2 separate regions of the Homo sapiens genome follow, and region 1 is linked to region 2. The links are chromatin contacts, found by Hi-C or POLR2A ChIA-PET in ENCODE. All regions are on one chromosome and are shown on one strand. Each heading gives the region's core, a stretch centred on a gene start or an enhancer-like site at or near the end of the contact. The rest is flanking DNA. Distances are from core to core; before and after follow the strand shown. Region 1 overlaps FOXK2 (forkhead box K2). Region 2 holds the start of FOXK2-AS1 (FOXK2 antisense RNA 1).

The links. A loop is a pair of places that touch in the nucleus more often than their neighbours do. ChIA-PET counts read pairs that join two places held with the same protein, here RNA polymerase II (POLR2A). Pooled maps may share reads with other maps.
Region 1: a loop to region 2 is called in a map of dorsolateral prefrontal cortex, with 2.4 times the contacts of the local background. The contact joins the enhancer-like site here to the promoter of FOXK2-AS1 in region 2. A Hi-C loop is called at or near these places in 2 of 168 maps with a recorded cell type or tissue (dorsolateral prefrontal cortex and sigmoid colon), 1 of 37 single-sample maps with no recorded cell type and 4 of 50 pooled maps. POLR2A ChIA-PET finds 5 or more read pairs at or near these places in 7 of 52 experiments (AG04450, GM12878, HepG2 and 4 more).

What each region holds. Positions count from the first base shown.
Region 1 is chr17:82,552,376-82,556,634 of GRCh38, forward strand. All of the region lies in intron 1 of FOXK2 (forkhead box K2), which reads left to right. Among named protein-coding and RNA genes, the nearest start is that of FOXK2-AS1, 34 kb to the right of the region's middle. RefSeq lists an enhancer at 1-503 and a silencer at 970-1,141. Within about 2 kb of position 2,189, at least 13 of the 41 ENCODE cell types and tissues checked have a DNase peak (open chromatin) inside an H3K27ac peak, as active enhancers do; they include GM12878, where a contact is called at or near this core.
Region 2 is chr17:82,587,172-82,591,393 of GRCh38, forward strand. It overlaps FOXK2-AS1 (FOXK2 antisense RNA 1), which reads right to left and starts at 1,251. Exons shown (of 3, transcript XR_001753132.3): 1 at 1,085-1,251; 2 at 59-303. FOXK2 (forkhead box K2) reads left to right here. Exons shown (of 9, transcript NM_004514.4): 8 at 1-101. RefSeq lists a silencer at 348-548.

The DNA of each region.
Region 1 (4,259 bases), core at 939-3,438, 34 kb before region 2:
CCTCTTCTGTGCCTGCCCTGGTGAGAACTGCTATGGCAACTGTGTCCTAATGGCCGACCTTCTCCAGGCTTCACCCACCGTCGCTCCTGCCCTTCACTGATAGGCCCTGTGTCACACTGAACCCTCCTGTCGCTTTAATCCTCTTCTATGTGTGGCCATCCTCAGCCTTTGTCTTCTGTGACATTGATATTTTTGAAGAGCACAGCATTAGTGATTTCGTCGAACGTCCCTCAGTTAGGATTTGTTGGATGTTTCCTCTTGATTAGATCTAGGTTAGTTACCTTTGGCAGGAACTCTAGAGGTGAAGTTGTGTCCTCTCAGGGCACCATGGCCGTGTTACCCTGGTGTCGTTTTGTGCCGTGGACAATGATGCTGGCTGTGAGCACTTGGCTGAGGTGGTTGAAGAGCAGCATCCCAAACAGGGCTCTGGAGTGCAGAGTGACCTCTGCAGCCACTCTGCTCAAGCGTCTCCGCGTGCTCTGCAAGGCTCCAAACCGGAGAGGTGCTCTGTAGGTCACCCCGTTACGTAAAATCACAGACTGGAAAGAGTTTGTTAGATTTTCTTTCTTTTTTATTTTTGGAGACAGTCTTGCTCTGTTGCCGAGGCTGCAGTGCAGTGACATGATCTCGGCTCATTGCAACCTCTGCCTCCTGAGTTCAAGCGATTCTCCTGCCTCAGCCTCCGGAGTAGCTGGGATTACAGTCACGCGCCACCACACCTGGCTGATTTTTGTATTTTTAGTAGAGATGGGGTTTCACTATGTTGGCCAGGCTGATCTCGAACTCCTGAGCTCAGGTGATCTGCCTGCCAAGGCCTCCCAAAGTGCTGGGATTACAGGCGTGAGCCACCGTGCCCAGCCAGACTTGTTTTTTAAACAGGCAGAAAGGAGCTCACCCATGGAGCATTTTTTCTGAGTCGCCTGAGTTATCTGTGTCACGGCAGAAAAGGACGTCAGGAGTCTGGGGGAAGCAGGGCCATCCTGGAGGCCACAGCCCAGGCAGGTGCCAAGGCCAAAGGCAGCTCTTCTGTGCTTGCCTCTCAGAGTGGGACTGCCTGGGACCAGACCTGCTGCTCCTGAGCTGTGTTGGCCCTGGCCTTGTCTCCTCTGCATGTCAAGGACACATGACCTGCTTGAATGGCAGGGGCTTTTGTTATGCAGGTTCCCAGCCATGCCGTCACTCCACAGAAGCACAAACATGGTTTTCGGGGACTTTGGATGTTTCTGGAGGGGTCTGACTCTGGGTCTGTGTTCATGAGATCCACATTCACAGGCGTGGCTGCGAAGAGGCCCCTAGACCTTGGGATGTGTGCTGAGCCCTTAAGACATGAACCACCACTAGAATCGGCTAAGCTCCAGGGACACAGCAGTTGCGCCTGTGGTGGAGATTGTCCCAGACGGACGTTTGTCCCGTTGCTGTGACGCAGATGGTGGATGGGCTGTGGGGCTGCTTTCAAGTACTTTTTTTTTTATTTCCCGAGATGGAGTCTTGCTCTGTTGCCAGGCTGGAGGGCAGTGGCGTGATCTCAGCTCACTGCAGTCTCCGCCTCCCAGGTTCATGCCATTCTCCTGCCTCAGTCTCCCGAGTATTTGGGACTACAGGCGCCCACCACCACGCCTGGGTAATTTTTGTATTTTTAGTAGAGATGGGGTTTCACCATGTTAGCCAGGATGGTCTCGAACTCCTGAGCTTGTGATCCGCCCACCTCGGCCTCCCAAAGTGCTGGGATTACAGGCGTGAGCCACCGGACGTGGCCTCAAGTACTTTTTTGAAACTGGTTGTAGGGAATAGTTTGACAAATCGGCTAGTTGGTTGAACTTGCTTTGCATAAAGAGACATCACTAAATATAACTCTCCTTAAAGTTGGGGACTTATTTAAATCTGATTCATTTCTGTGGGGCTGTATGATGTTGGTTAATACTGAAGTCTTGCAACAAAGTCTGGCTTTGTTCCTAAGGAACCTGTCTTTGGAGTCCTTAGAGCTTCTTCGTGAGTCTGTTAATTCATAAACTCCAGACCATTGGCCTGCACGTTGCATTTGTAATAATTTCCATTCCCACAAGAAACTAGAACAGGAGAATGAGAGAGCCAGGCTGGGAGAAGGATGTTTGCGACACTGAATCCAGTTTAAGTTGTTGGTTTGTTCAAGTGAAGGAAATGGAATTTTTATCAGGGCCCTCTGAACAGGTTTGAAACTTTACTTAGGGATTTGCCATTCTGCTTTCTGCCACCTAGTGTTCCTTTCCTGTAGTGCATCTCTTAACCTGTCCCTTCCTTCCATTTTTGGTCAGACGTCTCAGGCTTGTAAACAGATTCCTAGTCTATACTGAGCTTCATTACAAATCTTGCAGAATCCAGTGAGGTTTTTTTTTTTTTTCTTTTTTTCCAAGACAGAGTCTCGCTCTGTCGCCCAGGCTGGAGTGCAGTGGCTCGATCTGGGCTCACTGCAACCTCCGCCTCCCACGTTCAAGCAATTCTTCCTGCCTCAGCCTCCCAAGTAGCTGGGATTACAGGTGTGGGCCACCATGCCCGACTAATTTTTTTTTTGTTTTTAATAGTGGCAGCGTTTCACCATATTGGCCAGGCTGGGTTCGAACTCCTGACCTCAGGTGATCTGCCCGCCTCGGCCTCCCAAAGTGCTGGGATTACAGGCGTGAGCCACTGCTCCCAGCCCCAAATAAAGTACTTTTAGGAACACACAGTGCCAGGAATTGGGATAGGCTGACTGTATGAGACAGCCCCCTCATCAGCCTAGTGTCTTCCAGACACTTAAACTCCATCATTGACCCCAAGTGCTTCTGTGGAGGAAAGTTGCAGGGCCAGGGAAGAGGCACCTCAGGCCTTGGGAAGTCAGGGGCCCTTCTAGCCAAGACACCAGCTGCATGTGGACCTGCACTGAGCTCATTGCCCTGCAGCCATGTGGGGAAGACACAGGTCCCAGGAGGATCTAACCCCCGGCATCTGGTTTCGCCCCCACCTCCGTTCTGTTGTAATATTTTGCGGCTCTTTTTAGTGTCATGAGGCAACTCATCCAAAATTATTCCACAGTTTTTAATTTCTAGTTTTGAAAAGGGGAACAAGGATTTCCAAGGTAACTGAACTCCATAGAGAACCTGAAAACAGTTTTAATGTATCTTGTTTCGAATGTAACCTACATTCAAATAAATTATAATTATAGTGTGGGTGTCCATGCAGTCACAACCCAGGTAAAAGAAATAGGTCACTGTCACCGGGCGCGGTGGCTCACGCCTGTAATCCCAGCACTTTGGGAGGCTGAGGCGGGCGGATCACAAGGTCAGGAGATCGAGACCATCCTGGCTAACATGGTGAAACCCCGTCTCTACTAAAAATACAAAAAAAAAAAAAAATTGGCGTGGGGGCGGGCGCCTGTAGTCCCAGCTACTCGGGAGGCTGAGGCAGGAGAATGGCGTGAACCTGGGAGGCGGAGCTTGCAGTGAGCCGAGATTGTGCCACTGCACTCCAGCCTGGGCGAAAGCAAGACTCTATCACAAAAAAAAAAAAAAAAAAAAAAAAAAAAAAAGAAATAGGTCATGGTCAGCACAAAAGCATAGAAAATGGCACAGTGAACCCCCACGCCTGTCATATGATCCACATTTTGCTCATTTCTACATCCATCTGCATGGACGGCTTTTATTTTTTTAAACTGTCTATTGAAGTATACTGTCTATACAGAAAAGTGTGTGTATCGTGCGTATGCAACTGATGCATTTTTACACACAGGAACTCTCACTGACGCAGTCAGAATCTAGATGAAGAAAAAGCAAGTTGGCCGGGCACGGTGGCTCACGCCTGTAATCCCAGCACTTTGGGAGGCCGAGGTGGGCGGATCATGAGGTCAGGAGATTGAGACCATCCTGGACAACATGGTGAAACCCCATCTCTACTAAAAATACAAAAATTAGCAGGGCATGGTGGCGGGCGCCTGTAATCCCAGCTACTCAGGAGACTGAGGCAGGAGGATCGCTTGAACCAGGGAGTCGAAGGTTGCAGTGAGCCAAGATTGTTCCATTGCACTCCAGTCTGGGCAATAGAGTGAGACTCCGTCTAAAAAAAAAAAAAGCAAGTTACCAGGACATCTGGATAGCTTTTAAATGTATTCCATGGCTCATCAACGTGGAGAGGCTCACACTTAGATGAAAACACAGAGCACCTCCCTCACCTTGCTGGGGCTGGGGCTGGGGCTGGGGCTGGGGCTGGGCTTGTTCTGTGGCAGCCAGGATGGAGGACGAACAGCACAT
Region 2 (4,222 bases), core at 1-2,500:
GGCACCTCTAGGTCAACACCAGCTACCAATAAAAACTGTAACACAAAACGGCACTCACGTGGCATCAGTCCCCACTGCGGTCCACGGCCAGGTGAACAATGGTAAGACATGCTGGTCGGTGGCTCCCCGTGGCTGTGGGTACTGGGAGCAGAGCCCCTTCTCACTCGTGGTTTCGGTTCTGACTGTAACAATTTTAGCTTTTGTCTGAGGCAATGTTTGCATTTCGAAGCTGCAGGAAATCTAGTCATGCTGGGGAAGTGGTCGTGGAGTCGGCCGTCATGGGATTCCCGTGGGAGGACCTGCCTGAAAAGAGATGAGAGTTTCTAATACATTGAGAGGGAAAAATACTCTCGCCTCTTGTAGATTTCCTGGGTGTGGCCTGGAAGCGGCCTGAAACGGCGGGAGCCGCCGCGTGTCTTTTCCCTTGGCCTCGCGCGCCCTGTGGCCTGTGGCGGTGCTATGCTGCTGAGGGTGGGAGAGAGGCTGCTTTTCTGTGCGCTTTGCTCTCAGAGTCCGTCCGAGGCCGGTGCACAGAAAACCGCACGGATGTTCTGACATTGACAAGTGGAGACACCAGAACCTCCGCGCCGACACCGGGTTATCTACCTTCGCCCTGCCCTGTGGAGTGTGGAAAGGGTGGGAGTCCCTGCTGGCTGCCGAGTCAACTCTGGCATTGGGGCCTGGCTCAGGTGTGGGCTCCCGCTGCTCTGGGTTGGGTACATGTGGGCTGTTGCCGGCTGTGTGGCTGATCCTGGCGCTTGCGGGATCTCAAGCAGGCAAATCCGAAGCTACCGACTAAAACTGTCTCTGTGCCCACGACACGCTTTCTTTGAAAGAGGGTACAGGTCAGAAGGCTTTATCACGACGTTTGAATCCTTACCGAACGCTACGAACAGAGACCTTGAAACCTGCAGGTACCTCCTACTCTGACTCAGCACCACCCTGCCTCTCCCCAAATTTATGGAAGAACAAGGTCTGGAACCTTTTCTAGGGAAGACTGACTACCTGGGGTTTTTTTTGTTTTTAAGTAATAGCAACACTTGCTGCCTGTAGATAGATCGCAGAGTTTGCAGTCATCAGTTACCTGTTTGAATGCCTTCGTCCCCAAGCCCTGTGTCTCCTCCTTCTCTTCTCTCTGGGTAACTGTGGCTGTGGATGCTCTAAGGTGATAAACCTGGTGGCACTGCAGGTAGCTGGGAGGAGATGGAAGCCGGGAGGGCTGGCGATTGGAGGGCAGGCGGTTGGAGGGCTGGCTATTGGAGGGCAGGCGGTTGGAGGGCTGGCGGTTGGAGGGCTGGCGGTTGGAGGGCAGGCGGTTGGAGGGCAGGCGGTTGGCTTTCTGGTCTTAGTCACTCCCAGTCTGAAGACAAGGCAGAGGCCTAGTGATTCCCAGATTCGATATGTGTCAGAATCACCCAGAAGGCTTGGCTGTTAGAGGCCAGAGTGCTGCGTTCCCCAGAGTTCCCGACTAGGCCTGTCTGGTGTGGGGCCCAAGAATGCATTTCTGAAACAGTCCAGGTCTGCCAAGAGCCTCCGGTGCAGGTCAGAGGCTTTCTGGGTCCACCTCTCTTAGAAGCAGTTTGAAAAACCGTATCCCTGCCTGGTATAGTGCCTCACGCCTGTAATCCCAGCACTTTGGGAGGTCGAGGTGGGTGGATCACGAGGTCAGGAGTTCAAGACCAGCCTGGCCAACATGGTGAAACACCATTTCTACTAAAAAAAAAAAAAAAAAAACAAATTAGCCGGGTCTGGTGGCGGGTGCCTGTAGTTGTAGCTTCTCGGGAGGCTGAGGCAGGAGAATCGCTTGAACCCGAGTGTGGAGGTTCCAGTGAGATGAGATCATGCCACTGCACTCCAGCCCGGGCGACCGTGCGAGACTCTGTCTCAACAAAAAAAGAAAAACGGTATCCTTTTTATGTATTTAAGTTATCTGGAATTTTTCATTATAAATTTAAGCAAGTGTTTTAATTTTTCACTATTGAAAATATTGATGTTTTAAAATAAAGCTTTTACGGGATTATTTTCAGTGTACTACTGGACTCCAAATACAGACATCATGAGATGTCCACTTGCCCACGTGTGGACACACAGGCAGGAGCGGCCCAGATCCTCCCTTGTCTGTGGCCTGGTCTTTCCATCTCACATTCCCTAACAGGTTTTGTACGAGTCACATACTTTAGGCTTAAATGTCATTTATTAGTCATATCTTTTCTCTGCAGCAATAAAATATAGATATAAATATTAAAGTTTGTCTATGAGTAACAAAATTGATAAAACCCAAAAATATAACAAATTCTTATAAAACCAAAAATTAAAATGTTACTGAAGATGCCTTTCTTAGTGTATTTAGCTTTAAAGGAAACCACCTGATTCGTTCTGTATTCACTGATGGTTGCACAGTCCTAGTGTCAACACTGAGGGCCTGTTTCCACTCAGGAAGGAGAGGACAGTGTCAGCACTGAGGGCCTGTTTCCACTCAGGAAGGAGAGGACAGTGTCAGCACTGAGGGCCTGTTTCCACTCAGGAAGGAGAGGACAGTGTCAGCACTGAGGGCCTGTTTCCAGATGAACGTGAAAGTCTGTCAGTGATCTTGGCTGGGTGTGGTGGCTCACGCCTGTAATCCCAGCACTTTGGGAGGTGGAGGTGGGCGGATCACTTGAGATCAGGAGTTGGAGACCAGCCTGGCCAACATGGTGAAACTCCGTCTCTACTAAAACTACAAAGATTAGCCGGGTGTGGTGGCACATTCCTGTAATCCCTGCTACTCTGGACGCTGAGGCAGGAGAATCGCTTGAACCTGGGAGATGGAGGTTGCAGTGAGCCGAGTTCAGACCACTGCACTCCAGCCTGGGCAACACAGCGAGACTCCATCTCAAAAAAAAAAAAAAGTCTTGTCAGCACCAGTATTTCCTATTATTGCTTTCATGCTCCATCCCATAGTTTTCATCCCCAAAGCCAGTGCCCAGTTGAGCAGATGAGAGAGGCTGTTCAGAGAGAGGAGGTGGCAGATGGGCTTTAAGAAAAGACTTCAGGACCAAGAGGAGATTCTGGAAATGATTTTCCTTAAAACAGTGTCGGCTACAGCCTGGATGCTGAACACCTAGGATGAGAACCACTGCACAGGTGCTCATAATTTTGGCCTCTTGTAGTCTTTTATTTTTTATTTGGGAGGTAGTGTCTCACCATGTTGCCCATGCTGGTCTCAAGCTCCGGGGCTCAAGCAGTCTGCCCACCTCGGCCTCCCAACGTGCTGAGATGACAGGGTGAGCCACCGCCTCTGGCCAGCACGTCTTTTCATGTACTTTATGGTTATTTGTGTATCTTCTTTGAAGAAATTTTTTTTAAGTCCTTTGCCCATCATTTAATTGGGTTGTCTTTTTGTTGTGAAATTTGTAGTTCTTTATTCATATGTAGAGATTTCAGGCCTTTTCAGACATGTAGGTGTAACTCAGAGACATTGCAGGGTTGGTTCCAGACCACTGCAAAAAAATGAATATTGCAGTAGAGCTGCCAGTCACATGAAATTTTTGGGTTCCTACTATATTAAGCAATTATGTTTATACTAAATTGTAGTGTAGTGTATTACCCCAAGGAAAATGTAGTATTTTTACTGAGGAATTATGTGGATGTGGCCGAGTTTTCTGACCCAAGCATGGGGTTAGAATGTCCTGTGCAGGGAGGGACTGCACAGGCTGCCTGAGACTCTCCCAGGGGTACCAGAGGGCTCAGCACCACGAGCAGATAGGCCGAGGCTGGGCTGCCTGCCCTAAGGGGGTTCCATCCTCACCCTGGCCCCAAGGGCAGCCTGGGCCGGTTCTGCCTCTGCCACCAGCTGCTGTGGGACCCGGGGCTCAGGGCTTGGCCCCTGCGTGTGTCGTGAAGACAGTGCTGACAGATGGGAGGTGGGGCTGACAGGACGAGGGGTCAGGATGTTCCGGCCATGCACTGTAGCCCTGGCCTTGCAGGACAGCAGGTGGCTTGGTGGGATGATAGGTGAGTTCCGTGGGCAGGCGCAGGGCATGAGCTGCCAGTGTCTTCCTGGAAGGTGACTCTGGGGTTGTCGCTCCAGCTGGAGTGTACCCTCATTCCTGCTTCCATAGGGGTCTCCATGGAGGCCTCATTCAAACACAGGCGAGCCCATCCCTGGCCTGTCAGGTTCACCAGGGTGGCCCCTGGTCCCGTTGTCGCCGTTGTCCACACCCTGCCCACCTGCCAATGCTCC